Linked DNA regions of Homo sapiens: region 2 is linked to region 1. A link is an interaction called in ENCODE POLR2A ChIA-PET data of the cell type or tissue named here. Cell type or tissue: CD4-positive, alpha-beta T cell. All regions are shown on one strand. Each heading gives the region's core, and the rest is flanking DNA. Links, peaks and the distances in the headings are about the cores only.

The links. Peaks named below come from ENCODE experiments on the same cell type or tissue, not always from the same donor. Only the 100,000 strongest peaks of a DNase experiment are listed, where the experiment ranks them.
Region 2: POLR2A ChIA-PET joins it to region 1 with 11 read pairs; 8 of 35 experiments call an interaction of 5 or more read pairs at or near these places.

Annotation. Positions count from the first base shown.
Region 1 is chr7:148,932,052-148,949,235 of GRCh38, forward strand. It overlaps RNY5. Among named protein-coding and RNA genes, the nearest start is that of GHET1, 47 kb to the right of the region's middle. In CD4-positive, alpha-beta T cell, for the core only: a CTCF peak has its summit at 10,060; DNase peaks (open chromatin) are centred at 9,180, 9,470, 9,960 and 10,380; H3K4me3 peaks cover 2,461 bases; H3K27ac peaks cover 1,312 bases.
Region 2 is chr7:148,849,296-148,866,479 of GRCh38, forward strand. The region is part of intron 1 of EZH2 (enhancer of zeste 2 polycomb repressive complex 2 subunit); the gene reads right to left. Among named protein-coding and RNA genes, the nearest start is that of EZH2, 26 kb to the right of the region's middle. RefSeq lists a silencer at 14,802-15,096. In CD4-positive, alpha-beta T cell, for the core only: CTCF peaks have their summits at 7,183 and 7,385; DNase peaks (open chromatin) are centred at 7,186 and 7,766.

The DNA of each region.
Region 1 (17,184 bases), core at 5,570-13,569:
ACTCTCGATCATAACCTGGGCAACTCCTCCTCATCCTGTGGGGCTCAGCACTTCTTTGAGGATGCCCCCTGCCATGCACTCCCATTTTCCTTTTTTTTTTTTTGAGATGGAGTTTCGCTCTTTTTGCCCAGGCTGGAGTGCAATGGTGCAATCTCAGCTCACTGCAACCTCAGCCCCCTGGGTTCAAGTGATTCTCCTGCCTCAGCCTCCCCAGTAGCTGGGATTATAGGCATCCGCCACCACGCCCAGAAAATTTTTGTATTTTTAGTCCAGGTTTCACCATGTTGGCCAGGCTGGTCTTGAACTCATGACCTCAGGTGATCCACCCACATTGGCCTCCCAAAGTGCTAGGATTACAGGTGTGAGCCACCACACCCGGTCCCAGATTTCCTCTTTCATAATATCCTTGAAATCCATGGCCTGCTCAATGGACAAGGACTATGTTGTCGCTCAGGGCTCTACCTCTAGCAATGCCTGGCCTAGGAGGCATTCAATACTTGCTTTTGAATAAATGATAATACTGAATGTAAAATAAAATGAAAAGAAAATTCCTCTTACACTTAATATAACTGAGAATTTCCCAAACAGAGTTGACCACAAAATTCTTTTCTCATTCAACCCTAAAAAACTTGTGCTCCTTGGAATACTTGGTAGAAAAGCGGATCTGTTCCAAGTCTCATTTTACAGATTCTGAGGCCCAGAGAGGTGAAAAGAACTGACTGAAGTCATTTAGCCCGTTAGTTCTTGAAAGACTATAATTTGTTCTCAGAAAATAACGTACAGTGTAGTAAAATTTAACTATATTTAACACTACTTGGAGATGTTTTGAAGCTAAGAAATACCGTAGAAATTAGAAATCTCAATTAAGATAAGAGGAAAGGGCTAGGCAAGAAAGATAAGAAGCTGGTTTCTTATCACTCACATCGAAATAAAATTAAATTATTAAACAGTTAAGTGAAAATAAGAGCAAAATCTAGAAAAAAAAGGTAAGGGAATATTTAACTGAATTATCAATGGGAAGAACGTTCTACACTTAAAAACAATGGAAGAAACCATAGAGTAAATGACGTGACTGCTAAAAACTAAAATGTTTATGTATTAAAACATCATACAATTAAAGGCAAGCAACAAACAAGGGAAAGGTTTTCAGCGTATGCTACAGATTCAGCTAATTATTCAAAAATTTATATTAGAGAGGCGGGGGGCGGGTGGCTCATGCTTGTAATCTCAGCACTTTGGGAGGCTGAGGCAGGCGGATCATTTGAGGTCAGGAGTTCGAGACCAGCCTCACAAACACGATGAAACCCCTACTAAAAATACCAAAAAATAGCTGGGTGTGGTGGTGCGAGCTTGTAATCCCACTCTGGAGGCTGAGGCATGAGAATCGCTTGAACCTGGGAGGTGGAGGTTGCAGCGAGCTGAGATCGTGCCACCGCACTCCAGCCTGGGTGACAGAGTGAGACTCCATCTCAAGAAAATATATATATATATATTAGAGCATATGCAAATAATAAGGAAAGCATTCAAGGGGAAATGTTTAGTAAACATGGAAAAAGTTCATGCTGACTGCAAATCAAACAAATGCAAATTAAATGAGCTGGGCATGCTGGCATACACCTGTAGTCCCAGCTACTCCGGAGACTGTGGTGGAAGGATCGCTTGAACCCGGGAGGTTGAGGCTGCATTGAGCTGTGATCATGCCACTGCACTCCAGCCTGGGTGACAGGGCGAGACCCTGCCTCAAAAAATTAAATTAAATTAAATTAAAAATGCAAATTAAAGCCACAAGAAACCACTGCCACCATTCAAATGTTCAAAGATTAAGAAAAAGAAAAATCGTCATGACTGGGCACAGTGGCTCACGCCTGTAATCCCAGCACTTTGGGAGGCCGAGGCAGGTGGATCACCTGAGGTTGGGAGTTCGAGACCAGCCTGGCCAACATAGTGAAACCCAATCTCTACTAAAAATACAAAAACGTAGCTGGGCATGGTGGCAGATGCCTGTAGTCCCAGCTACTCAGGAGGCTGAGGCAGGAGAATCACTTGAACCCTAGAGGCAGAGGTTGCAGTGAACCAAGGTCATGCCACTGCACTCCAGCCTGTGCAACAAAAGCGAAACTGTCTCAAAAAAAAAAAGAAAAATGGTCATTCCCAAAAACCTCACTAAGGTGAGGCACTAGTCAAGAACCCTCTATTCATGCTCATAGTCTTTCTGAGAAGTCCTTGGCAAGATGTTACGATAACCTGAAGAGTATGCTGAGACCTGGTGATTTCACTTCCAAAAATACTAAGGAAATAACCCAGTTGAGAGTCATGAACTCAGATGTACATGTTGGCATTATGTAAAACAGTGAAAACTGGAAGTCACTGGCGTGTTCACCAGTGGGGGTATGACTGAGTAAAAGGCAGGCAGGCCACAGCAAGGAAAACGATGCCCATGAAGAGATTTTAAACGTACGGGGAAGTGCTTTAACTTAGATAGGGTCTCACACAGGCTGGCCTTGACCTCCTAAACTCAAGCAACCCTCCCACCACAGCCTCTCAGAGTGCTGGGATTACAGGTGTGAGCCACCATTATAGGCATGAGCCACCACGCGTGCCCACTTTAACTTTATGTATTTATTTTTTTTGAGATGGAGTCTTGCTCTGACACCCAGGTTGGAGTGCAATGGCACAATCTCGGCTTACTGTAACCTCTGCCTCCTGGGTTCAAGCAATTCTCCTGCCTCAGCCTCCCAAATAGCTGGGACTACAGGTGCCCGCCACCACGCCCAGCTAATTTTTGTATTTTTAATAGAGACAGGGTTTCACCATGTTGGCCAGGCTGGTCTGGAACTCCTGACCTCAAGTGATCCACTCAGCTCGGCCTCCCAAAGTGCTGGATTACAGGCGTGAGCCACTGTGCCTGGCCTTTAACGTTTGTTTTTGTTTTTGTTTTTTGTTTTTGAGATGGAGTTTCGCTCTTGTTGCCCAGGCTGGAGTGCAATGGCATGATCTCATCTCACTGCAACCTCCACCTCCTGGGTTCAAGCGATTCTCCTGCCTCAGCCTCCCGAGTAGCTGGGATTACAGGCGTGCTGATTTTTGTATTTTTAGTAGAGATGGGGTTTCACCATGTTGACCAGGCTGGTCTCAAACTCCTGACCTCAGGTGATCCACCCGCCTCAGCCTCCCAAAGTGCTGGGATTACAGGCGTGAGCCACCACACCCAGCTAACTTATATATATTTCAAGCAAATGTAACAAAGTAAGAAAATTTTATTAAGTGTGACTGCAACTAAAGAAAAATGCAAAGACAATGAACTGGAAGAAAATAACTACTCTGAGTAATGAGCGTATCAAGTAATTTTTATTTTCCTCTTGCTATTTTTCTGCATGTTCAAATTTTATCGATAATCATATATTGCTCTTCTAATCAGAAACAGCAATTGCACCTTTTTCAGAATGCCTGTGTACCCTGGCATGTGGGCCCTGGGATGCCCAGCAACAGAAGGGCAGACAATAAACACTGAGCCAACACTGAGCCTGAGGCCCTCCAGGCCTACAAGGGCCAACCTTCGGCACCACTTGGCTCTTATTACCTACTTGAATTTTCCACATCGGATTTAAATTGCAGCCACCATGCATTGGTGTGAAAGATGGCGCCAGAGGCAGAACAGCCACAGCAGGGCCGAAACAGGCTGCCTTCTTCCCAGCGCCACTATGTGTACACACCTGAGTTGTCTCATTCCTACATGTGACCCACCTGGCCAATACAATACAGTTATTCCTCTGTATCTTCAAGGGATTGGTTCCAGGACCCTCTCAGACACCAAAACCCATGGATGTTCAAGTCCTTTATATAAATTGGTGTAATATTTGCATATAACCTATGCACATCTTCCTGTATACATTAAATCATCTCTAGATTACTTATAATACCTAATACAATGTAAATATTGTAAACATTTGGAAAATATTTTTTCCAAATATTTTTGATGGGCATTTGGTTGAATCCACGGATGGACAACCCACGAATGGCCCAGAACAGCGGCTCATGCCTGTAATCTCAGCACTTTGGGAGGCTGAGGCAGGAGGATCCCTTGAGCCCAGGAATTTGAGACCAGCCTGGGCAACACAGGGAAACTCATGTCTCTTTAAAAAAAAAAAAAATTAGGCTGGGCACAGTGGCTCACACCTGTAATCCCAGCACTTTGGGAGGCCGAGGCGGGCGGATCACGAGGTCAGGAGATCAAGACCATCCTGGCTAACACGGTGAAACCCCGTCTCTACTAAAAATACAAAAACTTAGCCAGGCGCGGTGGCGTGCACCTGTAGTCCCAACTACTTGGGAGGCTGAGGCAGGAGAATGGCATGAACCTGGGAGGCGGAGCTTGCAGTGAGCCGAGATGGTGCCACTGCACTCCAGCCTGGGCAACAGAGCAAGACTCCGTCTCTAAATAAATAAATAAATAAGCAAGCTGGGCATGGTGGCATGTGCCTGTAGTCCCAGCTTCTCAGGAGGCTGAGGTGGGAGGATTGCTGCAGCCCAGGAGGTCAAGGCTGCAGTAAGCCATGATCACACCACTGCACTCCAGCCTGGGGGGACAGAGCAAGACTCTGTCTCAAAATAATAATAAAAAAGAATCCATGAATGCAGAACCCACGAATACGGAAACAGAGGGCTGACTGTAGGTCTTTCTCTACCTGTGTGAACAAAGCTGGTTATATTCAACTAAATAGCCAAAAGAAAAAGAAGGTATTACTTATAGCATAAATGCTTTGGATAACAGGAGTTGAAAAGAGGACACAAATGTAGTGTTGGTCAGTTTTAAAACTAAAACTCAGGCCAGGCGCTGCAGCTCACGACTGTAATCCCAGCACTTTGGAAGGACGAGGTGGGCGAATCACGAAGTCAGGAGTTCGAGACCAGCCTGGCCAACATGGTGAAACATCATCTCTACTAAAAATACGAAAAAATTAGCTGGCCGTAGTGGCGGGCACCTGTAATCCCAGCTACTCGAGAGTCTGAGGCAGGACAATCACTTGAACCTGGGAGGCAGAAGTTGCAGTGAGCCAAGATCCCGCCAGTGCACTGCAGCCTGGGCAACACAGCCAGACTCCTTCTCAAACAAACAAACAAACAAACAAAACAACTAAAACTCAGAAAAATAAAATTCAATGGTCATTACTTAATAAGTTCAAATGTGCTGGGCACGGTGGCTCATGCCTGTGATCCCAGCACTTTCAGAGGCTGAGCTGGGTGGATCACCTGAGGTCAGGGGTTCGAGACCAGCCTGGCCAACATGGTGAAACCCCGTTTCTACTAAAAATACAAAAATTAGCCAGGTGAGCCCAGTGGCTCATGCCTGTAATCCCAGCACTTTGGGAGGCCAAGGCAGGTGGATCACGAGGTCAGGAGATCAAGACCATCCTGGTTAACAGAGTGAAACCCCGTTTCTACTAAAAATACAAAAATTAGTCAGGTGGGCACAGTGGCTCACGCCTGTAATCCCAGCACTTTGGGAGGCTGAGACAGGTGGATCACGAGGTCAGAAGATCAAGACCATCCTGGCTAACAGGGTGAAACCTTGTCTCTACTAAAAATACAAAATATTAGCCGGGCATTGTGGCGGGTGCCTGTAGTCCCAGCTACTCAGGAGGCTGAGGCAAAAGAATGGTGTGAACCCGGGAGTCGGAACTTGCAGTGAGCCAAGATTGTGCCACTGTACTCCAACCTGGGCGACAGAGCAAGACACTGTCTCAGGAAAAAAAAAAAAATTAGCCAGCCATGTTGGCACATGCCTGCAATCCCAGCTACTTGGGAGGCTGAGGTAGGAGAATTGCTTGAACCTGGGAGGCAGAGGTTGCAGTGGGCTGAGATTACGCCACTGCACTCCAAGCTAGGCGACAGAGCGAGACTCCATCTCAAAAAGTTAATTAATTAATTAATTAATTAAAATAAATAAATTCAAATGAACCTTAGTGAGCATAGGTACTATATCCCAGGCATTAGATTAGGTACCTTTGACCCCTACAATAATATCTCTGAGGTAGAGAAAGATGCATGGGCCAAGCACTAGCGTGCAAGCACATCAGCGTTTAGCCTTTTAAGCTGAGAGGGAAACTGCTCTGCTCTTTACAGCTGTGGTCCTAGAGGAAGATATTTCTTTTGCTTTTTTATTTTTTATTTTTGAGACAGCGTTCTTGCTCTGTCACCCAGGCTGGCATGCAGTGGTGCAATCATGACTGACACAGCCTCGACCTCCCGGCTCAGGCATCCTCCCACCTCAGCCTCCCAAGTAGCTGAAGCCATAGGCACACACAGACATGCACCAACACGTTCAGCTAATATTGTTTATTATTTTTTTAGAGATGGGGGTATCTCCCTATGTTGCCCAGGCTGGTCTCCAACTCCTAGCCGCAAGTGATTCTCCCACCTTGGTCTCCCAAAGTGCTGGAATGATAGGTGTGAGCCACCATGCCCATAATAGGCATAAACTGGGAAGATATTTACGTTATCTGATTTAACTACCTGATAGAGCTGTTTTGAGGATGAAATGATATAATACTAGTGAAGATCCATGGAGGTACATCCCAATAAAACAGTAAAGAGGCAGGGCACGGTAGCCCATGCCTGTAATCCCGGCACTTTTGGGAGGCGGAGGCGGACAGATCCCTTGAACTCAGGAGTTCGAGACCAGCCTGGGCCACAAAACTCCCCTCCCCTCACATAACCCCTTAACCTTTTTAATCAGTACTTGTTCTTTTTTTTTTTTTTTTTTTCTTTGAGACAAAGTCTCGCTCTGTCGCCCAGGCTGGAGTTCAGTGGCGCCATCTCGGCTCACTGCAAGCTCCCCCTCCCGGGTTCACACCATTCTCCTGCCTCAGCCTCCCAAGTAGCTGGGACTACAGGCGTCCGCCACCACGCCTGGCTAATTTTTTTGTATTTTTAGTAGAGATGGGGTTTCACCGTGTTAGCCAGGATGGTCTCGATCTCCTGACCTCGTGATCCGCCCGCCTCGGCCTCCCAAAGTGCTGGGATTACAGGCTTGAGGCACCGCGCCCGGCCTTTAATCAGTACTTGTTTTAATATTTCATGTAGTTTCCTTTAGGCCTGTAGGGAAGGGAAAATGCTTTTCCTCTACACTCTCATGTTCAATAACTAGGGGCTTGCAAATTAAGCTGCAAAAGACAGGTACCTTTGACAAAAGGAAAAAAGCAGTTTATGTGTGTAATACACATACACACAGGAGTGCTCAGTGATGAGCAACTCAAAGGGGTGGTTCGCATTTGGGGCTTATATACCTAACTTAGTTGAGGAAAAAGAGGGGAGAGAAAGGCTATTATGGGGGAAAAAATGGGTTTCCTGAGGAAAGACAAATAGGAGTTTTCAGGAGAAGAAACAGGAGATAAGAAAGTTTGTGAGACTGTCTAGACAGGTATGGGTGGTCTCCTTCAGGGCCATAAAACTTCCCTGATGAATGCATTTATGAGTAGACCTAACCCAAAAGGGGAATTTATAGCAGCCTCCTTTCTCAGAAGTCACTGCTTTTAGTCAGATAAGGGAAGCTCTGAGAAAGTTTCTTTCTATATGTTCATTCTCAATTACCTTCAGCTCAAAATAATCCTGATGACAAAGTGTCACATTTTGGCATGGCATATTCTGATCTCCCTTAGGTTAAATAACTATTACAAAGGGAGATTAAAAGCTGATGCATTCTATCAATTCTAAAGAAAAAGATACCAGTAATATAATATAATGAAATAATGTAAAAAGTATAATTTATACAATCTAGAATGATGACTATTATGTAATTGCCACCTTAATCATAAGACAAAAATCCCAAAAGTATAAGTGTCACTAAAGCAATTATCCACCTTTAAAAGACAGCATTTGACAACATTCCTAATATCTTTCTTAATCTACTGCTTTTCCTAGATTAAATGTATTTTTTAAATCACTGTCAGCTCTCTTAATCTTTAGAAATTTTTAAGCTTTTAGTACCATCGTTTTCTCTAGGACAATTTTTAAACATTTTAATATCTTAAATTTGAGGTTTTCTTCATTTTCCTGAAATTATCAAATCAACCCCGAAATCCCCAATATCCAAACTTTTTCTCACTAATCACTATAGGTTATGAGGAAATCACCTTGGGCCTTTTTCTGAACAATTTCCTAGGTTTGTCTTTACAGGAAGAAAGAAGAGTAAGTTCTAGGAAAACCCTAAGAAATATTTTGAATAAAATGCTTTATTTTGCCTAAGTGCAGAAAATCTATACAAGTTTCCCCAAAAGGAAGTTTTTAATAAACCAAAAAAGGCAAAAATATCCTTAGAAATAATTCAGATGAGGCTGATATTCCAAAGGGCTTAATTATGGAATCTATTTCATATTTTAGTTTCAGAGCGTAATTCATATGACATATAAAACACAAGGTTCGGCCTACGTCCTCAGACGAAATCTTCTCCCTGAAGGAATATAAATTCATATTTTTGCTAGCATTTTTAAGGTGCAAAATACTTAAGTGTGGGTAATCTCCTCTGTCCTTAGCCCTTTCGTTATAAACATTTAAAACTTCTAAAGGTCACCAATGGCTTGCACTTTCCCAATCAATTACTGAAAAGAAATGTGCCAGGCTCACGGTGGATTGAGAAAATATGAGTAATTCATGGGCGATTTAAACTGCCGAAGAACTCCCAGAATAGGATTTTTAGCACACACGGGTGTTACTGGGTGGTATCTACAAGTATTGGGGGAAAAGAGGGTAGACTTATGGGGGTCACGTGTTGGACTCCTGTTGACTCACTCTCAATCTCTGATCAGTAGAGACCTGGGTGTAGACGATCGGGATTTCTGGGCAAAGGGGCTCCTGATGATGAAACAAAGCCGACAGGTGGTACCTGCAAATCCCCGGAGAGGGACAGGCCGGCCGGCGCCCTCTCCCTCCCCAGAGCCCAGCATCTGAGCCCTCGGCGTCCGCAAAGTCCAGACGCTGCCACTCAGCCCTGAAACTGACACGAAACGGACAAGACAAGCTGCCGCGCTTCAGCCACAGGCACGCGAGTGACGGGATTTCCTGGATCATTGACCCGCGGCCCAGCCCTGGTCCGGCAGGTCGCGGGCTCTCAGCTCCGGCGAAGCTGTCCACCCAGACTAAAGCGCAATTGCCCGGAGCCCGCGTGGCTGCGAACCACGCGCCGGGTTTACTTTCATATTTAGCTAGGCGCTACCCACAATGCATTTGTAAAAGTGAAATGCAGAAAAACCTTGGTTGATTAACATAATTCTTACAAACTCTCTTAAGAGAGAGCATTTGGTTTTGTTTTCATTGTGTTTAATCAAAAAGTTTTACACATTTTATTTTTACGATCATGGCATAGGCTCTGAAAAGTCTCCTTACCTAGAAAAGACCCTAAGTAGGCACTATAAATAACAAGAGACTCACAGGATAACACAGTTGGTCCGAGTGTTGTGGGTTATTGTTAAGTTGATTTAACATTGTCTCCCCCCACAACCGCGCTTGACTAGCTTGCTGTTTTGCACTAATAACAGTAGTAGACAACGTTTACATAAATCAATAAAAACGCATATAAAAGTAACCTTTAGTTGACGGTTTGAACGAAAGAGTAGCTTTTAGTTGATTTGAAAAACTTTCAAGGAAGCCTATTGGTTATAAGCTTCTTTTAGTAAGATTAACTTCCCAGCAGCGTTGAAGTATTAACCTTCAAAATGCCTGAGAAGAAAATTTACACGAAAGGAATAATTTTGTTTTAATTACCTTTGAATGTATTAAATATTGTATTCGGTTTTTAATAAACCTTATAATCAAGGTTACTTTTCTATATATGTGAAAATATATATATATATATACACGCATACATACACATATACACACACATACATATATGTATGTATACTTTCCCCCCCACCACCCCGAGACAGAGTCTTGCTTTGTCGCCAGGCTGGAGTGCAATGGCGCGGTTTCGGCTCACTGAAACCTCCACCTCCTGGTGGCTCACGCCTGTAATCCCAGTACTTTGGGAGGGCGAGGTGGGAGTGGGAGGGGATCGCTTGAGTTCAGGAGTTTGAGACCAGCTTGGGCAGCATGGCGAAACCCCTGTCTCAAAAATGAAAAATAAAAAAGTTATAAACAGTTTGTTGCTATAAATTCAATAATTGTGTAGGTGTGAGTGAGCAGATAATGTACATTTTTTGCATAAGTTTGTTCGTTTGTTTCACATATAAAATATATAGGTTTTACAATCTGAAAGCTATAAGAAAAAAAAATTTAAGAATATATAGGTTCACAGATTCGGATCAATATCCAATTTATAACCAGCTAAGAATGGAGGTGTTCATCGGTTTCACCTCCCTGGCAAGGCTTCCTCGCTGGCATTCATCCAGCCTTTCCGTCTGCAGTTGTCAGCCAGCAGTTGCTTAGAGTTGACACTCAGATTCAATCAAAAAAGTCCAACACACTGGCTTTCTTCATTAGCAAATAAACTTGGCTGCACTATTGAAAAATATGCACCCTCTATTGTAAATTTGCTCCAAAAAAATGCCCTTGAAAAAATTGGCAAAAGGGCCCTATCATTACTAAATCTCGACAGAAGAAAAGGGCATCATTTGTTAATAAGGGCCTGAGGAGCATTCACAAGCTGCTGAGAGCTTGCTGAAAACGGGCACTTTGTGTCTGTCAGCCTTCTTAAACTATTAATACCTGAGTCCTGAATGTAAAAGCCTTGACATACAAAGCCCCCAAATTCTAGAATGGCTGGTAGTCTACAAAGTTAGAATACCAGAATCTCTTTTTTTTTTTTTTTTTTTTGAGACGGAGTCTCGCTCTGTCGCCCAGGCCGGACTGCGGACTGCAGTGGCGCAATCTCGGCTCACTGCAAGCTCCGCTTCCCGGGTTCACGCCATTCTCCTGCCTCAGCCTCCCGAGTAGCTGGGACTACAGGCGCCCACCACCGCACCCGGCTAATTTTTTGTATTTTTAGTAGAGACGGGGTTTCACCTTGTTAGCCAGGATGGTCTCGATCTCCTGACCTCATGATCCACCCGCCTCGGCCTCCCAAAGTGCTGGGATTACAGGCGTGAGCCACCGCGCCCGGCCCAGAATCTTGTTCAATGTGCTAAATGTGATAGGCACTTCAATATCCACTTCAGGTGACAAATAATTAGAAATGAGGTCCACCGTGAAGGAAATGGACCAGAACTTAGCTTTTGTATATATAATTTCAACCTATGACTCAAACCCAAGAGTGACAATGAGTAAGATCAGGTTTTAGAGTGAAATAATTTTTTATGAAAAAATATATATCACTGAGTGCGGTGGCTCATACCTGTAATCCCAGCACTTTGGGATGCTGAGGTGGGCGGATCACTTGAGGTCAGAAGTTTGAGACCAGCCTGGCCAACGTGGTAAAACCCTGGTATCTACTAAAAATACAAAAATTCGGCCGGGTGCGGTGGCTCAAGCCTGTAATCCCAGCACTTTGGAAGGCCAAGGTGGGCGGATCATGAGGTCAGGAGTTCTAGACCAGCCCGGCCAACATAGCGAAACCCCGTCTCTACTAAAAATACAAAAATTACCCGGGAGTGGTGACAGTCACCTGCAATCCCAGCTACTTGGGAGGCTGAGGCAGGAGAATTGCTTGAACCTGGGAGGCGCAGGTTGCAGTGAGCCAAGATTGTGCCACTGCACTCCAACCTGGGCGACAGAATAAGACTCCATCTCAAAAATATATAATATATCATATATTATGTATATATTATGTATATAATATATCATATATTATGTATATATTATGTATATAATATAACATATATTATGTATATATTATGTATATAATATAACATATATTATGTATATATTATGTATATAATATAACATATATTATGTATATATTATGTATATAATATAACATATATTATGTATATATTATGTATATAATATAACATATATTATGTATATATTATGTATATAATATAACATATATTATGTATATATTATGTATATAATATAACATATATTATGTATATATTATGTATATAATATAACATATATTATGTATATATTATGTATATAATATAACATATATTATGTATATATTATGTAAATATAACATATATTATGTATATATTATGTATATAATATAACATATATTATGTATATATTATGTATATAACATATATTATGTATATATTATGTATATAATATAACATATATTATGTATATATTATGTATATAATATAACATATATTATGTATATATTATGTATATAACATATATTATGTATATATTATGTATATAATATAACATATATTATGTATATATTATGTATATAATATAACATATATTATGTATATATTATGTATATAATATAACATATATTATGTATATATTATGTATATAATATAACATATATTATGTATATATTATGTATATAATATAACATATATTATGTATATATTATGTATATAATATAACATATATTATGTATATATTATGTATATAATATAACATATATTATGTATATATTATGTATATAATATAACATATATTATGTATATATTATGTATATAATATAACATATATTATGTATATATTATGTATATAATATAACATATATTATGTATATATTATGTATATAATATAACATATATTATGTATATAACATAACATATACTATGTATATAACATATGTATATAACATATATTATGTATATAGTATAATATAGATATTATGTATAATGTATATAATAGATATTATGTATAATGTATATGATAGATATGTATAATGTATATGATAGATATTATGTATAATGTATATGATAGATATTATGTATAATGTATACGATAGATATTATGTATAATGTATATGATAGATATGTATAATGTATGATAGATTATATAATGTATATGATAGATTATATATAATGTATATGATAGATATTATATATAATGTATATGATAGATATTATATATAATGTATATGATAGATATTATATAGTGTATATGATATGATATATTACATATAGTGTATATGATATGATATATATTATATATTGTGTATATGATATGATATATATTATATAGTATATATGATATGGTATATTATATATTGTGTATATGATATGATATATATTATATATTGTGTATATAATATAAGGAAAAAAGTAGCATCCTTACAGAACATGAAAAACGTAAAAACAACCATAGAGAGAGAGAGAGAGAGAAAGATATCTTGTTGAAATGAATGCTATCATCCCTTGCATTTCAGGGAACTCTGCAAGGATCCTGCCTCCTGGCACTAATTTTTTTGTGCCCTTGTGTAATTCCCTCTTCCTGAGTGTAATCTGAACTTACTGACTCATTTCTAAGGAATAGAATAAGACAAAAGTAAAGTGCCTCTCTCCTTTGCCGGGGAAAGCCAGCTGTCACGTACTGAACAGCCCTACAGAGGCAAAGAGCTATATATGCAGCCAACAGCCAGGGAGGCCCTGAGCACTGTGAGAGGGCTTGCGGCCAATCTCTCCCCAACTGAGCCTTGAGATGACCACAACCGTGGACCACACCTTCATTTCAAGCCTGTGGGAGACCCTGAGCCTGAGCACCCAGCTAACTGTGGCCAGATTCCTGACCCACAGCTAGTGTGAGGAAATCAATGTTAGTTGTTAAGTGTTGGGTTTGTTTGTTATGCAGCCATCAATAACTAATACATGCACTTTACCAAGAAGTGCTGCCATTGCTGAAGCATATTTGGAACCCTTCTGTTTTGAAAGTCTCCTTCAAAGTTGAAGTGTGACCCATGCAAGAAAATGGGTCGTGTTATTTTACATCACTTCATTTTTGCCAAGACAGTGCTTCCCATTGCGTTATCATATTCAACGTCCTTGACTTTGATGGACTCTGGACCGTTTTAAAAAGCAAATCTATCTTCAAAAGAGGAAAATTTGCTGCCCCAGAGATACCAAAAAGAATATTCCACGGCTTCTGAAGACAAACTCATTTGGTTTTATTTATTATTTTATTTTATTTACCTTTGAGTTGCAATCTCACTCTGTCACCCAGCCTGGAGTGCAGTGGCATGCACTCATGGCTCACTGCAGCCTCGAACCCCTGGGCTCAAATGATCCTCCCACCTCAGCCTTCCAAGTCACTGGGACTACAGGCACGTGCCACCATGCCTGGATAATTTTTAAAAAATATTTTCGAGGCCAGGCACGGTGGCTCAAGCCTGTAAACCCCAGCACTTTGGAAAGAGGCCGAGGAGGGCACATCACGAGGTCAGGAGTTTGAGACCAGCCTGGCCAATATGGTGAAACCTCATCTCTATTAAAAATACAAAAATTAGCAGGGCGTGGTGGTGCGCATCTGTAGTCCCAGCTACTCGAGAGGCTGAGGCAGAAGAATCACTTGAACCTGGGAGGCGGAGGTTGCCATGAGCCGAGATCGTGCCACTGCACTCCAGCCTGGGCAACAGAGCGAGACCTTGTCTCAAAAAACAAACAAAAATTTTTCGTATCCATCTCTGAAGTATCTGGGGAAAAAAAGAAAATAAAAATATTTTTGTGGCTGGGCACAGTGGCTTACGCCTGTAATCCCAACATGTTGGGAGGCCAAGGTGGGCGGATCATGAGGTCAGGAGTTCGAGACCAGCCTGGACAATATGTGAAACCCCTCCTCTACTAAAAATACAAAAATTAGCTTGACGTGGTGGCGCGCACTTGTAATCCCAGCTACTCAGGAGACTGAGGCAGGAGAATTGCTCGAACCGAGGAGGTGGAGGTGGCAGTGAGTTGAGATCACACCATTGCACTCCACCCTGGGTGACAGAGTGAGACTCCGTCTCAAAAAAATATGTATATATATTGGGATCTCAAAATTCTGGCCTCAATTGATCCTCCTGCCTTGGGCTCCAAGTTTTTATTTTGCTTTGTTTTGAGACAGGGTCTCATTTTGTCACCCAGGCTGGAGTGCAGTGATGCGATCTCGGCTCACTGCAGCCTCGAACTTCTGGGTTCAAGTGATCCTCCCACCTCAACCTTCAGAGTAGTTGGGACTACAGCGCAGGCCGCCTGGTTAGCTTTGTATCCCAAGATTTTGAATACATTTTGATCAATGGCTGTATCCTTGGAGTAATTTTTCCAAGCGATTATTTTGAAATGGATAATAGAGTATTTACTTTGGATATTGAATGCACCAATTCCTCAATGAATGAGTTGTGCTGTGTTTATTTATTTAGTATCTAACAAAAATATAACACTTCCTACTGATGATAACTCTATGTGGTAGGTGCCATTATGCCTGTTTTACAGCTGAGGAAACTGAGGTAGAGGAGTGGCCCACGGGCACACAGCAAGTACGTGGCACAGTAGGAATCTAATCCAGGCAGTCTGGCTTCTGGGACTTTGCACTTTACTACAAAACTAACTTGCTTCTGTGTTTGTTCACTTTGTTTTCTAGTTATATATCTCATACAATAATAAGTTCTAGACAAAAACAGTTCCTTAATATTCATTGTAATAAAATTTCACCTCTATTCAGATAATATTTCAAATAGATGGGTTAGGAAAGTGTGTGAAACATGAAATTGATATTGTTTGTTCATACATTCTCCTGTAAGAGAAGGTAAAATTAATCAGAGCAACCATCTTTGGCCAGATCTAGGAAAGGCACAAGCTCGAAGGAGCAAATTAAGAATTTGCTGTTCATGTAAAGCCTGACTTTTTTTTTTTTTTTTTTTTTTTTTTTTTTAGTTAGTAATATATCAGACTTCGACTAGAACTTTCCACTCCTTCAGCTAACCCCTGCTGCTGCTATGCCCAAGGGCAATTCGATCAGAGCCCATGCCAGATTTGAAGGCTGGCCCTTATGGAAGCCACTGCCTTTGTTACCCTGCCAGAGACCTCAAGAGAACTACTGAGTTACTTTAGAGGGTTCCTTGACTGCTAAACCTCGTTTGACTTTCTTCTGCTGCTTGTAAGGGTGTCCAGCTGAGTCTATCCCTTCTGGCTCTAACCAATAGACAGATCCTTGCTGTTCCACAGTTTCATGGGACTGGACCCCCTCCCTTGGGTCTGCTCTCTGTTCTGGAAACCACGAAAGAGTCTTGTTTATTCCTTTTTTGTGTGTTGCCATTTAGCATATCCTTTGCTGTTTCCTAATAATTTGCAAATGTGTCTTATATCCCCAAATAGATAATAACTTCTTTAGTAGTGGGTATGCAATTGTATTCGTTTCATTAGCCTCAATGCCTTCTACATAGGAGTTGCTTGTTTTAAAAACAAGAACCCAGGCTGGGGTGGTGGCTCACCCCTGTAATCCTAGCACTTTGGGAGGCGGAGGTGAGAGGATCACTTGAGGTCAGGAGTTCAAGACCAGCCTGGCCAACATGATGAAACCCTGTCTTTACTAAAAATACAAAAATTAGCTGGGTATGGTGGCAGGCAACTGTAGTCCCAGCTACTAGGGAGGCTAAGGCAGGAGAATTGCTTGCACCCAGGAGACGGAGGTTACAGTGAACCGAGATTGCACCACTGCACTCCAGCCTGGGTGACAGAGCTAGCTAGACTCCATCTCAAACAACAACAACAACAACAACAAAACATAAAAATTAAGCTGGGTGTGGTAGCTCACGCCTGTAATGCCAGCACTTTGGGAGGCCAAGGTGGGTGGACCACTTGAGGTCAGGAGTTCAAGACCAGCCTGACCAACATGGTGAAACCCCGTCTCTACTAAAAATACAAAAAATTAGCCGGGTGTGGTGGTGCACATCTGTAATCCCAGCTACTCGGGAGGCTGAGGCAGGAGCATCGCTTGAAATCAGGAGGCGGAGGTTGCAGTGAGCCGAGATCATGCTGAGAGGTGACAGCATGCTGGCAGTCCTCAGAGCCCTCGCTCGCTCTCGGCACCTCCCTTGCCTGGGCTCCCACTTTGGTGGCATTTGATGAGCCCTTCAGCCCCCCACTGCACTGTGGGAGCCCCTTTCTGGGCTGGCCAAGGCCAGAGCCCACTCCCTCAGCTTGCAGGGAGGTGTGGAGGGAGAGGCACGAGCGGGAACCGGGGCTGCGTGCGGCGCTTGCGGGCCAGCTGGAGTTCCGGGTGGGCGTGGGCTTGGTGGGCCCCGCACTCGGAGCAGCCAGCCAGCCCTGCTGGCCCCAGGCAATGGGGGACTTAGCACCCGGGCCAGTGACT
Region 2 (17,184 bases), core at 3,178-11,177, 85 kb before region 1:
GGATTTCAAAAGGCAAAGAAAGAACCTAAAGAAATCTTAGGTCTGAGCAAGAGAAAGCTGGACAGGGGGCAACTAAAGTCTGGCTGGCAGACATTTAATAAGAATGGACCTGGAGAATGAAAGTCACAAATTAAAAGGACTAAGGACCTGAAGGGAACGAAGAGATAAGAATGGGCAGGAATTTGAGTGTATTTGACATAAAGAAGGCTGATGAAATCACCAAGATAGAACTATTCCAAGTGAAAAGTTTCCAAGTGTGGCCTTGCCTGCGAGTTGCTAAAGTGGAATAAAGCTGACAGTCACTCGGATTAAGCAGGCTAAACTCAAGATGACCCCAGCTTTGAGGTAAAGCAGAAAATGGTGTTAGGAAGGCAGTGAGGTAGGACCAAAGGACATCAAAGATGAGAAGAAACTGGAGCATTATTATTTTTTAAATAATTTCATGACAATAGTTTTCTTCCTATCTGCTAGTTAGTTAACAGATGAACTCAACTAATTCTATGCAAATTACTTAAGACCACTTAGTGCTTCCAAGGCCTAGGAACTAGAAAGAAAAGGAATCAGATAAAAAGGAATGATCTGTAGCCTCATTCGCTCATAGGCTAATCACCTCTAGTCCATCTGCTGCCTAGACAAATTTCTCCTTGGAGGTAGCACCCCTGTGCAATAAGGCCTAGGGTAGTAACGTGTTTAGTTTTCACTGATGTATAATGTGGGTGTTATTACAATTTCTTTTTTTTTGAGATGGAGTCTCACTCTGTCCCCCAAGCTGGAGTGCGGTGGTGCAATCTCCGCTCACTGCAAGCTCTGCCTCCCGGGTTCACGCCATTCTCCTGCCTCAGCCTCCCAAGTAGGTGGGACTACCGGTGCCCGCCACCACGCCAGGCTAATTTTTTGTATTTTTAGTAGAGACAGGGTTTCACCGTGTTAGCCAGGATGGTCTCAATCTCCTGACCTTGTGATCCACCCGCCTCAGCCTCCCAAAGTGCTGGGATTACAGGTGTGAGCCACTGCGCCTGGCTTACAATTTATTTTTTAAGATACATATTTTATGTCTTGATGAAGACATTAGTTAGCATTTTATGTTTTAGTACTAGAACTGTCCTTGTCTAATATTCTGGAAGACTTTCCATGCTGTTTCTACCATTAATAACATACCTAATAAAGTATATCATGAAAATCTACAGCATCCAGGTAGTTCTTTGAAAGTGTAAGACTAAATAGGTAGACCTGTGAAAGAATATTAAAATTTAAAGTACCAATTAAAAGGATGTTTTACACAAAACAAACTCCCACCATCATAGCATTTATAACATATTAAAATCACATTTTCATGTATTTCACTCTATTCCCACTGTAAGTGCTTCAACAGCAAGAACCACTTTTACTCATTTGTAAAATCCCAGAGCCTGTGTGTGCCTGATAATTGTACAGTAGTCCCCACTTATCTCCCAAGACCGCCCCCCGCCAACCCCACAGCGGATGCCTAAAGCTGCAGATAGTACTAAACTCTAAATATACCATGTTTTTTCCTATACGTACATACCCATGAAGTTTAATTTATAAATAAGGCACAGTAAGAGACTGACAGCAATAACTAATGGTAAAATGAACAATTATAACAATATATTGTTACAAAAGTTACGTAGCTAGAGTCTTCTCTCTCTCAAAATATCGTAACATTTTCAGACTGCAGTTTGAATGAGTAACTAAAACCTTAGAAGGTGAAATTGTAGATTGGGGGTGGGGCGGCTATAGACTTAAAAACAAGCAAACAAACAGGTCTATTAACCCACATGAATAACGAGTAGCTTGTATCTTATCAGCATATCATTTGTAAAGCTTAGCTATAGGTATGAAAAGGAAGGGTGGCCTATCCATGCTTGAGCCAAAAAATGAGGTAAAGTGCACCCTATTATCAAGAAACCCCCCGCAAAAGGAGATAAATCGCAGGGTCAGTTAGGACCCTGTGGTTCAGTTGTCCCTACTACCAGTTAGAGATCTTCAGCCTAAAACTCAGTTTCCGGAATTTCTTTTTTAAAAGGAAGCTGATATTGCCTTAAAGACCTTATCCATAAAACCTACCTCAAAGTCTGGCAACAAAAACGAAATATACATGCAAACACACTTGGTTCTGTGCCTGGCATATAGTGAGCCTTTAGATGTTAGCTCCCCTGACCTCCTTCCCCCACAACAAACGACTGGCTCAAATCAGGCCTCTGACTCCATTTTCAGTGATCTTTTCACAACACCACAGCCAAGTAAGCATAGTATTAAAACACAGATTCAAGGCCACGTACAGTGGTTCAAGCCTGTAAACCCAGCATTTTGGGAGGCCAAGGTTGGAGGATTGAGCCCAGGAGTTCAAGACCAGCCTAGGCAATATAGTGAGACTCCCATCTCAAATCAATAAATAAGCAAGCAAGCAAGCCAGGTGTAGTGGCGCACACCTGTGGTCCCAACTACTCAGGAAGCTGAGGTGGGAGGATCTCTTGAGCCTGTGAGGTGGAGACTGCAGTGAACTGTCTTCACACCACTGCACTCCAGCCTAGGTGACAGAGCGAGACCCTGTCTCAAAAAAAGTAAAATAATAAAATACAGCTCTAAATATTCATATATTGGCAGAAGCCTTTATTTAAACGACTTCTACTGAATGGACACTGTGTAAATACATATGGTTTTTAAATTTTTCAAAGATTTGTTTAGTTTCATAGGTGAAATCCCACTAGTATGAACTTTATCCAGAATACAAAAGCAGCTTTTCCTGTTCAAAACAGATTATACCTCTATTCATTAAAACAAAAGTCTACCTGTATACAGTGAAACCAAAACAACAATGGCTCTTTAATACAAAAGCCAAACCAGAATATGGCAGGAGCCCATCAAAGCTTTAGCAGAATGTAGTGACACCTCACAGATTTACATTTACATAGGTTAACTAAAATTAAGGGCAATTACAGTGTTCACAATCTATTTTGTGAATCAAACCAAACTCAGAAATACCCTGAACACCATGCCTTACCATCTTACTTTATCCCACTAGAGTAGATGCTATGTTGTTTTTGCCACCCAGGGTCAATTCACCCTTCTCTTGGGAACTTCACACCAACTCTTCTCTGAGAACTACCAAGTACACTGGAGGAAGCTGACTCAAGCTGCTTGTGACCCTGGCCTGACCAAGGTACATCTCCCTAGACATAGTGACCAGTACAGGGTTAGATACACGGCCACAATCAGTGCAGTCACAGTGAAAATCTCAGGTTTCCTGCAATGCTAGGACAAGAATGCTCACTCTTCTCCCCTTAGGTCTAAACCTGGAAAAATGTTTGCCCAAGGACTTGTTGGAAGCCATCTTGGAGAAGAGCCTCAAAGAACAGAGTCAACAACTACAAAAAACAAAAGTCAAAGCCAAGAAAGAACTGTAGTCTCATGACCTAAGCCCTAAGTCAGGCAGACCTTCCCAAATTTCGGAACTATTCAGTTATATGAGCCAAGAAATTCCCATCTTTTTTTTCTTAATACAGAGGGTATCTCAGATACGTATTTATTACTGAGACCATATATACAGTTGTTCCTCCATATCCACGGAGGATTAGTTCCAGGACCCCCAACAGATACCAAAATCCACGAAGACTCAAGTCCCTGATATAAAATGGTACACTATTACATAACGTATACACATTCTCCCATATACTTTAAACCAGCAGTCTCCAACTTTTTTGCACCAGGGACTGGTTTTGTGGAAGACAGTTTTTCCACAAAGAGGGGAGAGGGTACATGGTTTCAGGATGAAACTGTTCCACCTCAGATCATCAGGCATTAGTTAGATTCTCATAAGGATGGCCAGGCATGGTGGCTCATATCCCAGCACTTTGGGAGGCCAAGGCAGGCAGATCACTTGAGGTCAGGAATTCGAGACCAGTCTGGCCAACATGGTAAAACCCTGTTTCTACTAAAAATACAAAAATTAGCTGGGTGTGGAGGCAGGTGCCTGTAATCCCAGCTACTCAGGAAGCTGAGGCAGGAGAATCACTTGAACCTGGGAGGCAGAGGTTGAGGTGAGCCAGGATCATGCCACTGCACTCCAGCCTAGGCAACACAGTGAGACGAGACTCCGTCTCCAAAAAAAAAAGATTCTTTTAAGGAGTGTGCAACCTAGATCCCTCACGTGTGCAGCTTACAATAGGGTTCACGCTTCCGTGAGAATCTAATGCTGCTGCCAATCTGACAGGAGGCGGAGCTCACCTCCTGCTGTACAGCCCAGTTCCTAACGGGCCACAGACGGGTACCAGTCCACGGCCTGGGGACTAGGGACCCCTGCTTTAAAACCATCTCTAGATTACTAAATACCTAATACAATGTAAATATTACATAAATAGTTGTTAAACTATTATGTTTAGGGAATAATGGCAAGAAAAAAGTATGTACATGTTCAGTACACACACTTTTGTTTCTTTTCAAGTATTTTTACCCACAGTTGGCTGAATCTACAAATGTAGAATCCCATTTACAGAGGGCCAACTGTATAGGAACATCTGAATTAATGGAAGATGGGCTCTCATAGCCTACTTCATTATCACCAACAGCATCGTCAGAAAAAGTAGAGCTTCCTCCATCCTCTCAGGTTTACAGAGGCCCCAGGACATGGCCAAGACACACCTTCCTACCTACCTCTCAGGTGGCCAGGCCACACAAGTCCAAGGAATCAGCACTGTTCTCTACCAGATACGCCCCTACTCCACTTGTGAGAGGTATTTACCTAAATCAGACATTCCTGTCCCTCTTTACCCAGCTGCCAATAACTGAATAATTTGAAAAAAGTCCCATAGGTATTGTCAGAGCCCTTATTGCTTCTTTAAAAATTCTACCGGGAGGCGCGGTGGCTCACGCCAATAATCCCAGCACTTTGGGAGGCCAAGATGGGCAGATCATGAGGTCAGGAGATCGAGACTAACACAGTGAAACCCCGTCTCTACTAAAAATACAAAAAATTAGCCAGGCGTGGTGGCGGGCACCTGTAGTCCCAGCTACTCGGGATGCTGAGGCAGGAGAATGGCGTGAACCCGGGAGGCAGAGCTTGCAGTGAGCCGAGATCGTGCCACTGCATTCCAGCCTGGGCGACACAGTGAGACTCCGTCTCAAAAAAAAAAAAAAAAAATTCTACCTCAAGGATTTGCTAAATCAAGGGAATGACCACCTATTTGGTCTGGCCAAATAAATGTTTCTGTTTCTATTTCTCTAAAGAAAACAATAAACTACATGTACTATTTATCCTTCTCAACTAAATTAATAGCAGCAACTTTGACTCTTAACTGAATACCAGGCTATGTAAGGTCAAATCCAAACCCAACAAGATGTAAGTAATATGATTACAATATTCTCAATGTCCTTCCTTTTAAAAATGTTTACTTCACAGCAAGACTGCCAAAAAATTGCCAATTTTGATAACTCTCCAGTCTTCAATAGTGCCTGTTTGTATGTTTAAATGCTTTGAAGGCAGCTGTTAGTATCATTTGGCAATTTCATTTATTTTTAATGTTACAATCCATTGTTTCAATATACTGAAATTTAAATCAATGGTAAATGAGATTTTGTAGGTAAGGATAAGAAAAACAATATAAAGAGAACTTAGACATATAGATGTTAAATTATTGGTAAGTGATAAAAATTAATTACTTAAGAGAAACAGATCCTATGCCTGAGGGGGAATATAGAAAACCTGTCCCTGTAAAAAGGAAGACCATGAGAGAGGAATCCAGGAGAAGCAGGCACGCAGTGCCATGCACTGGGCACTAGAATCAGGATTCAAAACAGACAAGATCAGAGATGGCAAGGAGAGTTCATCTCATACAACCACTTTGAGGGTTGTGTCCATAAGGATTATTGGCCTTAGGCCAGGCCATGTTCTAGCTCAGCAGAGAGAGTGCTGTCATGATTAATAATGCCTGTTACACACATGGGGCAAAGAATTGGGGTAGCAGCACTCTCTATTTCACACCAAATTCCAAGTAATAAACTAAACTAATAAGAGAAGAGTTAGTTGTATTAATTCTAAGTCCTATACACAGCATTAAACAAAAAGCAAGAGTTTGGACTCCAAAGCTCATTCCCTGGGTTCAGATCCAAGTTCTCCCACTTAGCAGCTGGGTGTGAAGTTGGCCAAGTTACTGCACATCTTTGTGCCTCACTCTCCTCATGAAAAAAGGCTAATTCAAGAGCCTCCACCTCAGAGTCATTGTGAGAAGTAAATTTATTTACGGTGCATAGACAGTGCCTGACAGATGGTAAGCACTATATCAGCATTAAAAAAGTAGTGGCTATCAGGTGGGCGCTGTGGCTCCCGCCTGTAATCCCAGCACTTTGGGAGACCGAGGCAGGTGGATCATGAGGTCAAGAGTTCAAGACCAGCCTGCCCAACATGGTGAAACCCCGTCTCTACTAAAAATACAAAAATTATCCGGGCGTGGTGATGCACGCCTGTAATCCCAGCTACTCAGGAGGCTGAGGCAGGAGAATCGCTTGAACCTAGGAGGCGGAGGTTGCAGTGAGCTGAGAACACGTCACTGCACTCCAGCCTAGGCGACAGAGCAAGACTCCATCTCAAAAAAAAAAAAAAAAAAAAAAAAGTAGTGACTATCAACTACATAAATGGCAGATGAGTAATATCAGGAATTACAACATTTATATTAAAAAGTTAACAACTCAATATAAAGACTTTTTTTAAATGGTAAACTGTATGCAAATAAAAACAAAACAGGATGTCAGGGGATCTCAGGATAGAATGCAAACTATACAGCAAGTCTAACAGTATTATAATTTTATGAGATAATCTCATGGAAGGAGCAGGAGGTCGGGGGGAGCTAATCTACAGAACTTTGGACAATCTACTCTGTACTCTAGCTGGTAAATTTGTTTCTCATAAGGGTACCAGTCTGTAATTCTGAAAATACTCTACATGTACACTAGGGTTAAACAAATAAGTAAATAAAATGTAGATAATGTGTGCCAAGTTTCTCAATGTCACAGAAAGAAGTTACAAATAAGCAAGAGGTGGTGATGAATTAGTCAGATATATCAATATGAACTCACGTGTATTTTAAAATATATGCGGATAGATACAGAAACGTAGGTATGTATGCACATGCAGGTTAGCTGAAATACCTGCATTTCCAGGGTCTGTCCAACAGAGGGCCTGGAAGCAGTGACACCCCAGGAGCAATAAAATAAGCATACCCTGCACCCAAGACTTTTGTTTCTAAATACCACCTTCCAATAAATACAAGGAAGCAGGGTCTGCAGAAACAGCTGATTCTAGGGTTGGGACAGGGAAACTACAAGGCAAGCCAGTAGAAGAAGGGAAATGCTCCAAAGATGAAAGGAGACGGATAGGTCCGAGACTGGAAGCAAACAGAAGAAACTCTCAGTGGCCAAAGCTGGAATAATTTGAGCAGCAGAGTAAATCATAACAGTATTATAACAGAATAAAATAATTATTCATGAGTCTATGATATAAATAAGTGATTAAATAAACAACTGGAGGAGAAGGAACAACTCTCCTGACAAGAATTCCAACTGATACATGAGTGTATGTCCCCATTCTGGGAGGGAGAATTCAATTTCCTTCCCCCTGAGCGTGAGCTAGATTCAATGATTCACTTCCAAAGAAGAGTCTGGAAAGGGAAACAGTAATGTTTCTGTGAAAAAAAACCATAACCATTAACATGAGCAATGGTAAGTACTGCTGTCATTATGTACTCCCCGATGTGATGAAATGAGATGGGGATTTCACCTCTGTGGTATCCTTCCCCCAGACCTCAACCCATAACTTCAGCCTAATCATAAGAAAACATCCGATAAGCCGAAATCAAAGGACATTCTTACAAAACATCTGACCAATACACTTTAAAACGATTAAGAGGTCATGAAAAATAAGGAAATGCTGAGAACAACCACAGATCAGAAAAACTTAGGAGACATGATAACTAAATGAACTGTGGTATCTTGGATTGGATCCTGAAACCAACCAACCAACCAACCAAAGAAAGACATTAGTGGAATAACTGGCAAAATCCAAATAAAGTCTTGAGTTTAGTTAATGACAACATACTGATACTGATTTCTTAGTTTTAACAAATATACCATGGCTATATAAATCCAAAAGTATTCCAAAATAGGCCAGGTGCAGTGGCTCATGCTTGTTAATCCCAGCACTTTGGGAGGCTGAGGCAGGCGGATCACGTAAGTCAGGAGTTCAAGAGCAGCCTGGCCAATATGGTGAAACCCAGTCTCTACTAAAAATACAAAAATTAGCTGGGCATGATGGCGAGCACCTGTAATCCCAGCTACTTGGGAGGCTAAGGCAGGAGAATTGCTTGAACCCAGGAGGTGGAGGCTGCAGTGAGCAGAGATCGCACCTCTGCATTCCAGCCTGGGCGACAGAGCGAGACTCCGTCCCAAATAAATAAATAAATAAATAAATAATTAAAAATAAAATTACTCCAAAATAAAGTTATTTGTTAAAGCAAATTAGGTTACATAACAACCCAATGTAAAGGCATTCATTTTTAAAAATAACATTCACTTTTAGAAGTGATAACAGAAACAAATTTTAAAATCTAAAAATGTTACATAAAATGTTAAATAGGAGAAACAAAAAATATGAATAGATGATTAGAATTATTTAAAAACATAGGATTAAAAAAAAAAACAGGTAGTGGCCAGGCGCAGTGGCTCACGCCTATAATCCCAGCACTTTGGGAGGCCAAGGCAGGCAGATCACGAGGTCAGGAGATCGAGACCATTCTTGCTAACAAGGTGAAACCCCATCTCTACTAAAAATACAAAAAATTAGCCAGGCGTGGTGGCGGGCACCTGTAGTCCCAGCTACTCGGGAGGCTGAGGCAGGAGAATGGCGTGAACCCGGGAGGCAGAGCTTGCAATGAGCCTAGATAGCGCCACTGCACTCCAGCCTGGGTGACAGAGCAAGACTCTGTCTCAAAAAAAAAACAGGTAGTAATTAAGAGAGCTTGTACTATTATTATTATTTTTATTATTATTTTGAGGCAGGGCTCACTCTGTTCCCCAGGCTGGAGTTCCGTGGCCCGACCGTAGCTCACTGCAGCCTGGAACATCTGGGCCCAAATGATAATCCCAGCTTGGCCTCCCATACTTTTATAAATCTTAACTTCAAAGGAATTTGAGGAAAAAAACTCCCAAATATAATTCTACTTTTTCAATTTTTTTGGAAGGGACAAGGTCTCACTCTGTCGTCCAGGCTGGAGTGCAGTGATGCAATCCCAACTCACTGAAGCCTCAAATTCCTGGGCTCAGGCAATCTTTCTGCCTCAGCCTCTCGAGTAGCTGGGGACTACAGGTGTACTCCACCACACCCAGCTAATTTTTTTTAATTTATTTTTTGTAGAGAAAGTGTCTCACTATAGTGTCCAGGCTGGTAATTCCACTGTTTTAAAACAGAAACTGTTACACAAACAATTTAAAAGGAAAAAAAAAGATCTCCATAGCAGCCTATATGATGACATGTCTACTTGAAGAGATAATGCACTTTTAGGCTTCTACAGAATCTGAATCAAGGGAAGTAACTGTGCCACTGACTGAACTTGTACTGATCAAACAACAAATCAAAAGGATTCTATACAATTCAGGGCCAGTTTAGTTGTGTTTAAAATGAAGAGAAAAACTGGTCTTTACCCACAGTGAGAGCACACAACTCAGAAAAGAGTATTTGAGTTTGCAGTTGAATAAAGAAAAGAAGGGTTAATATGCATTCATTAAGTCAACAAATATTTATTGAGCATCTAATACAAGCCAGAGACTACAATAGAAACTGAAGACTTAGCAATTAACAATTAAAAATCTGTGCCCTTATACAGCTTAAAATCTAGTTGGACAGAAACAGTTAAAAACAAAGTGTCAGGTGCAGTAGCTCATGCCTGTGATCCCAGCACTTTGGGAGGCTGAAGCAGGTGGATGACCTGAGGCCAGGAGTTCAAGACCAGCCTGGCCAAGACGGTGAAACCCCGTCTCTACTAAAAATACAAAAATTAGCCAGGAGTGGTGGCACACACCTGTAGTCCCGGCTACTAAGGAGGCTGAGGCATGAGAATCACTTGAGCCCAGGAAGCAGGGATTTCAGTGAGCCAAGATGTGCCACTGCACCAGCCTGGGCAACAGAGCAAGACTCTGTCTCAAAAACAACAACAACAACAACAACAACAACAACAAAGTAAAATGTTTACATGTAAGATGATGTTGAGTGCTATGGGAGAAAAAACAATACAGGTAAGTGAGTTAAGGCAAGGGTGGCAAACAAAGGAATGTGAGCTGAAGTACTCAGAGCCCCAGCTGTGTGGCAAAGCCCATGGGACACAGAGATCCCACCAACCAACGGCAGTTCACCAACAGCAAACCCAGGAGCAAACTATGTAAGAGCATGTTTTCTGGTAAAGATTCCAGAAATAATTAGATTAAATATCCACTTAATGCAGGCTCAGTATATCCGCAACGCCTCAGTGATCAACACAGCTTTACAGAATTTTGATCAGGCATTAAAACTAGCATTCAAGAGTTGCTTGCTGGCCCCGTTCTGGTTAACTAGTAGGTCTCATTATCCTGAACAAAGACTAAAAGTTAACACCATTTTATAAAACATATTTATGCAAATAGCCATTCTCTGTTAGTATTATCAAGCCAAATTTAAAAAAACTGATTATAAAGCTGATCCTGAGGCTATGCCATTCTATAAGCTCTAACATTGACTATTTGGTTTTAACAAAATCTCATCCTTAAATATGTACAGCTAATTTGATGGTCTATATTTAATTTGTAAATCTGCTCTGGTTTTATCATAAGGAACTTATATGAAATCATATTCATAAAATTAAAGTTGAATTAACCCTGGGATTCCAATCAACACTCAAGTTTGAAAAACACCACATGAGAAAAAAAATGGAGAACTGAAGTAATTCAAGAATAAAGTGATAAGGGCCCTGACTGGGTTGACAGCAGTGGGCATAGAAGAAAAAAAAAAAAAGATTTTTAATTTTAGAATTAAAAACTAAGTCTAAAATTAAAAATCGAGATGCAATCATATGAGAAGGAAGAACAGGTCAAAAGACAACTGAGCCCTAAATCAGCCACTGCTACAACAGAGAATACAGAACTTCATTGAGGTTAATTATTCACATAGTAATTAGCTAGCATAGAAAAATAAAAACGGTAATTCAAAGTAAGTAAGAACACCATTAACACCATTCTTCAGCATTTTGGTCTCATGACCTGTTTAGTTTATATGTGTTATAGCTATTAACATTTAACATAATAGAAATGAAAAACTAAAGAGTTTTTTACAATTTACTTTTATTTTATTTTATTTTTTTGAGACAAGGTCTCACTCTGGCCCTGGCTGAAGTGCACTGGCGCAATCACGGCTCACTACAGCCTCGCCCTCCTGGGCTTAGGTGATCCTCTCATCTCAACTTCCCAGGTAGCTGGGACCACATGTGCACACTACCATGTCTGGCTATTGTTTTCTATTTTTAGCAGAGACAGGGTTTCGCCATGTTGCCCAGGCTGGTCTTGAATTCCTGGGCTCAAACAATCACCTCACCTTGGCCTCCCAAAGTGCTGGGATTACAGGTGTGAGCCACTACACCTGGCCTGTTTTTTATTTTTATTAAAAACTGTTATAGCAAGCCCTCAGTATCCATGGGGGTCTAGGGGGTATTGGTTCCAGGAACTTCATGGATACCAAAATCCACAGATGCTCATCTCTTATATAAAATGGCACAGTATTTGCATATAACCTATGCACATTCTCCTTTATACTTTAAATCATCTGGCTCTAGATTACTTATGATCATCTAATACAATGTAAAATGTTATATAAATCCTTGTTATACTGTATTATTTGTATCTTTTTTTTTTTTTTTGGAGACAGAGTCTCACTCTGTCACCCAGGCTGGAGTGCAGTGGCGCAATCTTGGCTCACTGCAACCTCCGCCTCCAGGGTTCAAGCGATTCTCCTGTCTCAGCCTCCTGAGTAGCTGGGATTACAGGCACACACTACCATGCCCAGCTAATTTTTGTATTTTTAGTAGAGACAGGGTTTCACCATGTTGGCCAGGCTGGTCTCGAACTCCTGACCTCAGGTGATCCACCCGGATTGGCCTCCCAAAGTGCTGGGATTACAGGCATGAGCCACAGCGCCCGCCCTGTTCTATTATTTTATTGGCTTTTTTCCACAAGTATTTTTGATCTGCAGTTGTTGAATGCACAGAAGCTGAACCTGAAAATATGGAGGGCCAACTGTACCTAATATAAATAACACATTTTTAAAAAGAAACTTATTTTCCTTTAAAAAAAATTAGTGAGTGAGGGCAAGCGTGGTTGCTCATGCCTATAATCCTAGCACTTTGCGGGGCTGAGGCAGGAGGACCACTTGAGCCCAGGAGTTTCAGACCAGCCTGAGCAACATAGCCTTCTTTTATTTAAAAAAAAAAAAAAAAAATTAATTAGTAAGTGGTGCTTTACATTTTTGCCAATTTCTTTAATATCTGTCTAATAGGAAACGGATTCTCGTAACTGTTTCTGCATTCAATCTGTTCCAATATGTTGTTTTGGTTCAAGTATATGAAGAAAATCCAGTCTCAAACATACTTAGCTTAGAAAAGGGAGAGTGTTTGAATAGCCTTCTGAGGTCATTGTGGATCTCGTGCTTTGATATTACACCAAAACAGTTCTATTAAAAAGTGGCTAGTTCAGTTCACAACTCAATCTCACAGGTGCTTTTCCTCAAAATAACCACCATACTTCAGTTAGCAGTGGTAATTTCTTTCTTACAAGATTAGATGCAACATGGAATCCGAAATTGTATCAGTGAACTTTTCCTACTCTGCCACATTAACATTCATTAGTCTATTCACTTTAAATGAATCTTTAACTCAGGCACAATGTTATAAATCATCATTCCTCATCTAAAAAGTACTGGTCCACTGAGTTACGCAGATTTTCCAGAAGTTGGCATATTTCAAAAAATCATGTTGTTAAACCCATTAATCTCATCAGAAAGTCTTTAAGTACTGGGAAGCTGTCATGCTCACAGTAACAGACAAAAGTTTTCCAAAAATTTTAATTTTTGCTTGAAAGCCCAAATGTTCTCTCTGCCAACAAATATGGTCAGTTGTTTTCCTTGAAGTGACAGTCTCACTTCATTGATTTAAAAAAAGTCTGCCAAATACCTAAGTCTGAATAATCATGGTTTGTCAGACCCTCTTTTAAGTAAAAATGAAATTTCCATGAAAAAAGTGGCTAGTGGAGCTCACAACTTAATCACGTAAGTGCTTTTGCTCAAAACCCAACATACCTCAATATGCAGCAGAAGCACTTTACACACATTCCCATCTTGTTGCACAGAATGTTACAACTGCATGCACGCAAGGATCAAGATTTAATAAAATTAATCATTTTTAGTACTTCATCAAGGACATTCTCAAACAAAACTGGCTTTTTTAACTGCAAGTGCTAAGGTGCCAACAGTGTTTATTCATTGCTTTTGCACCGTGGGTACAAATGTCCAACATGGTTTTTTTGTTTGTTTTTGTTTTGTTTTGTTTTTTTAAAAAAAAGCAAGGAACAACTCAGTATTATTATGAAAATAGTTTCTGGGAGGTTGAGACACAAGAATCACTTGAACCTGGGAGGCAGAGGTTGCAGTGGGCCAAGATGTCGCCACTGCACTCCAGCCTGGATGACAGAGTGAGACCCTGTCTCAAAAAAAAAAAAAAAAGAAAGAAAGAAAGAAAAAATAGTTTTGATCCCATAATCCCAGGCCACACTTTGAGAACTGCTCCCCTTAAATATATCCAGACATCATACGAATCCGAAGTCATAATACCCTGCCTTTTCTTGACTCACAGAGAACCTAGAACAGACAATATATTCAAATTATATATTTCTAAAATTTATAATGAAACATAGAAATCACCACTCTTGCAACTAGAAAAAGGCAAACAAGAGTATATGTGAAGAATATTTAATGAAGGGTACTTTATTATACCTGTCAAACTACAGAATTTAAATGAAATAATCTGTCATATGTCAGTGCCAAATTAAGAGACTAATATCTACTAAAATTCGTTTAAACAAATTGCCTCTGTTTTCACTTATCTTCTCCTTCACCACTGTAAGATATCATCAGTAGTTACAGTCACCCTTCTGATCCTCCTGCAACCCTAAGACAACGCCATCCTACCAACCATCTCCCTAAATACTCACACCTCACCCTACCACCATAAAAGATAAAATAAAAATCTTGACCCAGGGACCTTTTTGCTTCCTTAAATGACTCTATTGTTTTTTCAAAAAAAGAAAAAAGAATGACAAAAACACACAAGCTCATTACTGTGAGGGACTCAAATAGTCCACTCAACTGACCTGCAAAGTGCTAGAAGAAACTTCTGTTGAAGGACTTGGGGAAAGGCAGGAACAAAGAGGTATTATCAAGCAGTCAATAATAATTTACTGAGCATTCCAAAAGTGTTAAATCCTGTGAGAGATCTATCGAAATGTGGAAAATACAACAGGTTTTAGTGCCTTCACTACAGTGGATTACATGTACATGAAAGTACAGATGAGAAAGCATAATGAACAGCATTCGCCTTCAAGAAGTCTCATGATAGGGGAAAATAACAGAAAAAAGTAAAGAACATATTTGTAGTCCTGGTTTCTGTAGTGCTAAAAAGTTCAAAGGCAAAGGAAAGTTATACTAATTTAGCAATCTTAGCTGAATGATAGAAAACATTAACTTGACCGTTGCAGCAAAAGTGAGTAGATTCTGCAGTGATATATTTTCCACAACAGTAAGATCACTTTCCTCCTTCCAGCAAGACAGTAAACTATTGATTTCAAACTGAAGTCCATAGACCAGCATTCTGGTGTTTATCTGAGAGTACTGCTTAGAAAAGAAATGGCCATATAAATTTCAACCAACTGAAGAACTGAACTATTTTAAGTGTTTTAAAGAATTTGCTTGAACAACAGATAAAACAGACTCACTAACTGAATTGACATCTAAAGGTTAAAGTTTTCAGCTGGGGGCCATGGCTCACACCTGTAATCCCAGCACTTTGGGAGGCTAAGGCAGGCAGATTGCCTGAGTCCAGGAGTTTGAGACCAGCCTGGACAATATGGTGAAACCCTGTCTCTACTAAAAATACAAATTAGCCAGGCGTGATGGCATGTGCCTATAGTCCAAGATACTCTGGAGGCTGAGGTGGGAGAACCAATCACCTGAGCCCAGGAGGCCAAGGCTGCAGTGAGCCAAGATTGTGCCACTGCACTCCAGCCTGGGCAATCACAGTGAGACTGTCTCAAAAAAAAAAAAAAAAGGAAAAAAAGAAAAAAAAAGTTTAAGTTTTTCTTGAAAACTATACTAAATCGATTTTATAAGTTAAATCTTCTCATTTCATCGAGTATATACTCAGTTTACAGAAACACTGTTGGAGGAAAAACGGAAAAAAATAGGTATCAGAGGCTGGGGCCAAGTGGCTCACGCCTGTAATCCTAGCACTTTGGGAGGCCAAGGCGGGCGAATCACCTGAGGTCAGGAGTTGGAGATCAGCCTGGCCAACACGGTAAAACCCCATCTCTACTAAAAATACAAAAATTAGCCGGGTATGGTGGCAGGTGCCTGTGATCTCAGCTATTTGGGAGTCTGAGGCAGGAGAATCGCTTGAACCTAGGAGGCAGAGGATGCGTTAAGCTGAGATCGCGCCACTGCTCTTCAGCCTGGGTGACAGAGCGAGACTTGTCTCAAAAAAAAAAAAAAAAAAGTACCAGAAACTAAAGCTATGATACAAAATTCATTATAATTCAAAGATGAGACATGAGATACCTGTTATTTCAACACTTCACTGAATAAAAGCAAACAAAATGAAGGGGTAAGTCAATCTGATACCAGGTGTTCTTTTTGCTAAGAAGTCTATTTTAAATCTTATACCACGCATAAGCCAACATCTAATTTAACTTACACAAATCTAACATACATTGAGCAAAAATGTCAGAGAAAGCTCAATTTTGGTAGTAAATACAAGGGTTCTACCCACCATTCCAGACACTAAGCGTTTGCCTAAGTGAGCAAGAGACAGGTGACATGAATCTGCTGTTCCCATAACCTGCTGGACAAGTCTCTCAGACTGAAGATATTTAGCCACTCAGGAGTGATTCTAACAGGATTGCCCTTAAGTACAAACCAACAACTCTGTGCTCAACAGAAGAGCAATGATCTGTTCTCATTCTAGAGGAAAAATGGGCTGGTCTTGAACCTAAAAAGAAGGTACTGGTTTGTGGTAAGGCATCTTCCCACAAACTCTGCATGGGTAACTTTGCCTACATGCTATTTTGCCTTGTACACTAACTTTATATCCTAATCCCCAAATAAGATGCAATTCCTTCTATATTCTGAAGACAGAATCATAAAATGGACTAGGTGGTTCAAACTACTAATCCCAAAGCATTTACAGAACCTCTCATAATTTCCAGGCAATCTAAACCAAGTAACCATTATCTAGTAATTTCAATTTTTGAGTTCTGTATATGCCACAGCCAGTTCTTTCAAGGAAGTACCAATGTCTGCAAAGTGCCATTTCTTTATTCTATGGCTATCAACAGAACCCCTCACTGAAGCAGACTCTTCAGAAACTCCTCTGGCTTATGTCGGCCCCACAGTTCATGATCTTGCTAAGAACAGTAGTAGTTTAGGGAAAGATAGAGGTAAACGAGGTACGGCAGTTATGAGCAGTAAGTCTTTCCATGATTTTCCTATACTTAAAATTTATCACAAATATAAACACACTGCCGGGGTACTACAAAATTTCAAACCCTTCAAGTACTATTTACTTAATAATTGATGAGACTTGTCAGTATCTGTGCTATGGTCTGAAGGTGTCCCTCAAAAACTCAGGTGTTGTCCATGTAACAGTATTAAGAGATGGGGCCTTTCAGAGGTGATTAGACCACGACGGTTCCTGCCTTGTGAATGCCCTTATACAAGAGTCTGACTGAGGGAGTTATTCCCAGCTTGCCCCTTCTATCTTCTGCTATAAGAGGACACAGTAAGAAAGCCTTCATGAGATGCAGGTACCTTGATCTTAAACTTCCCAGCCCCCA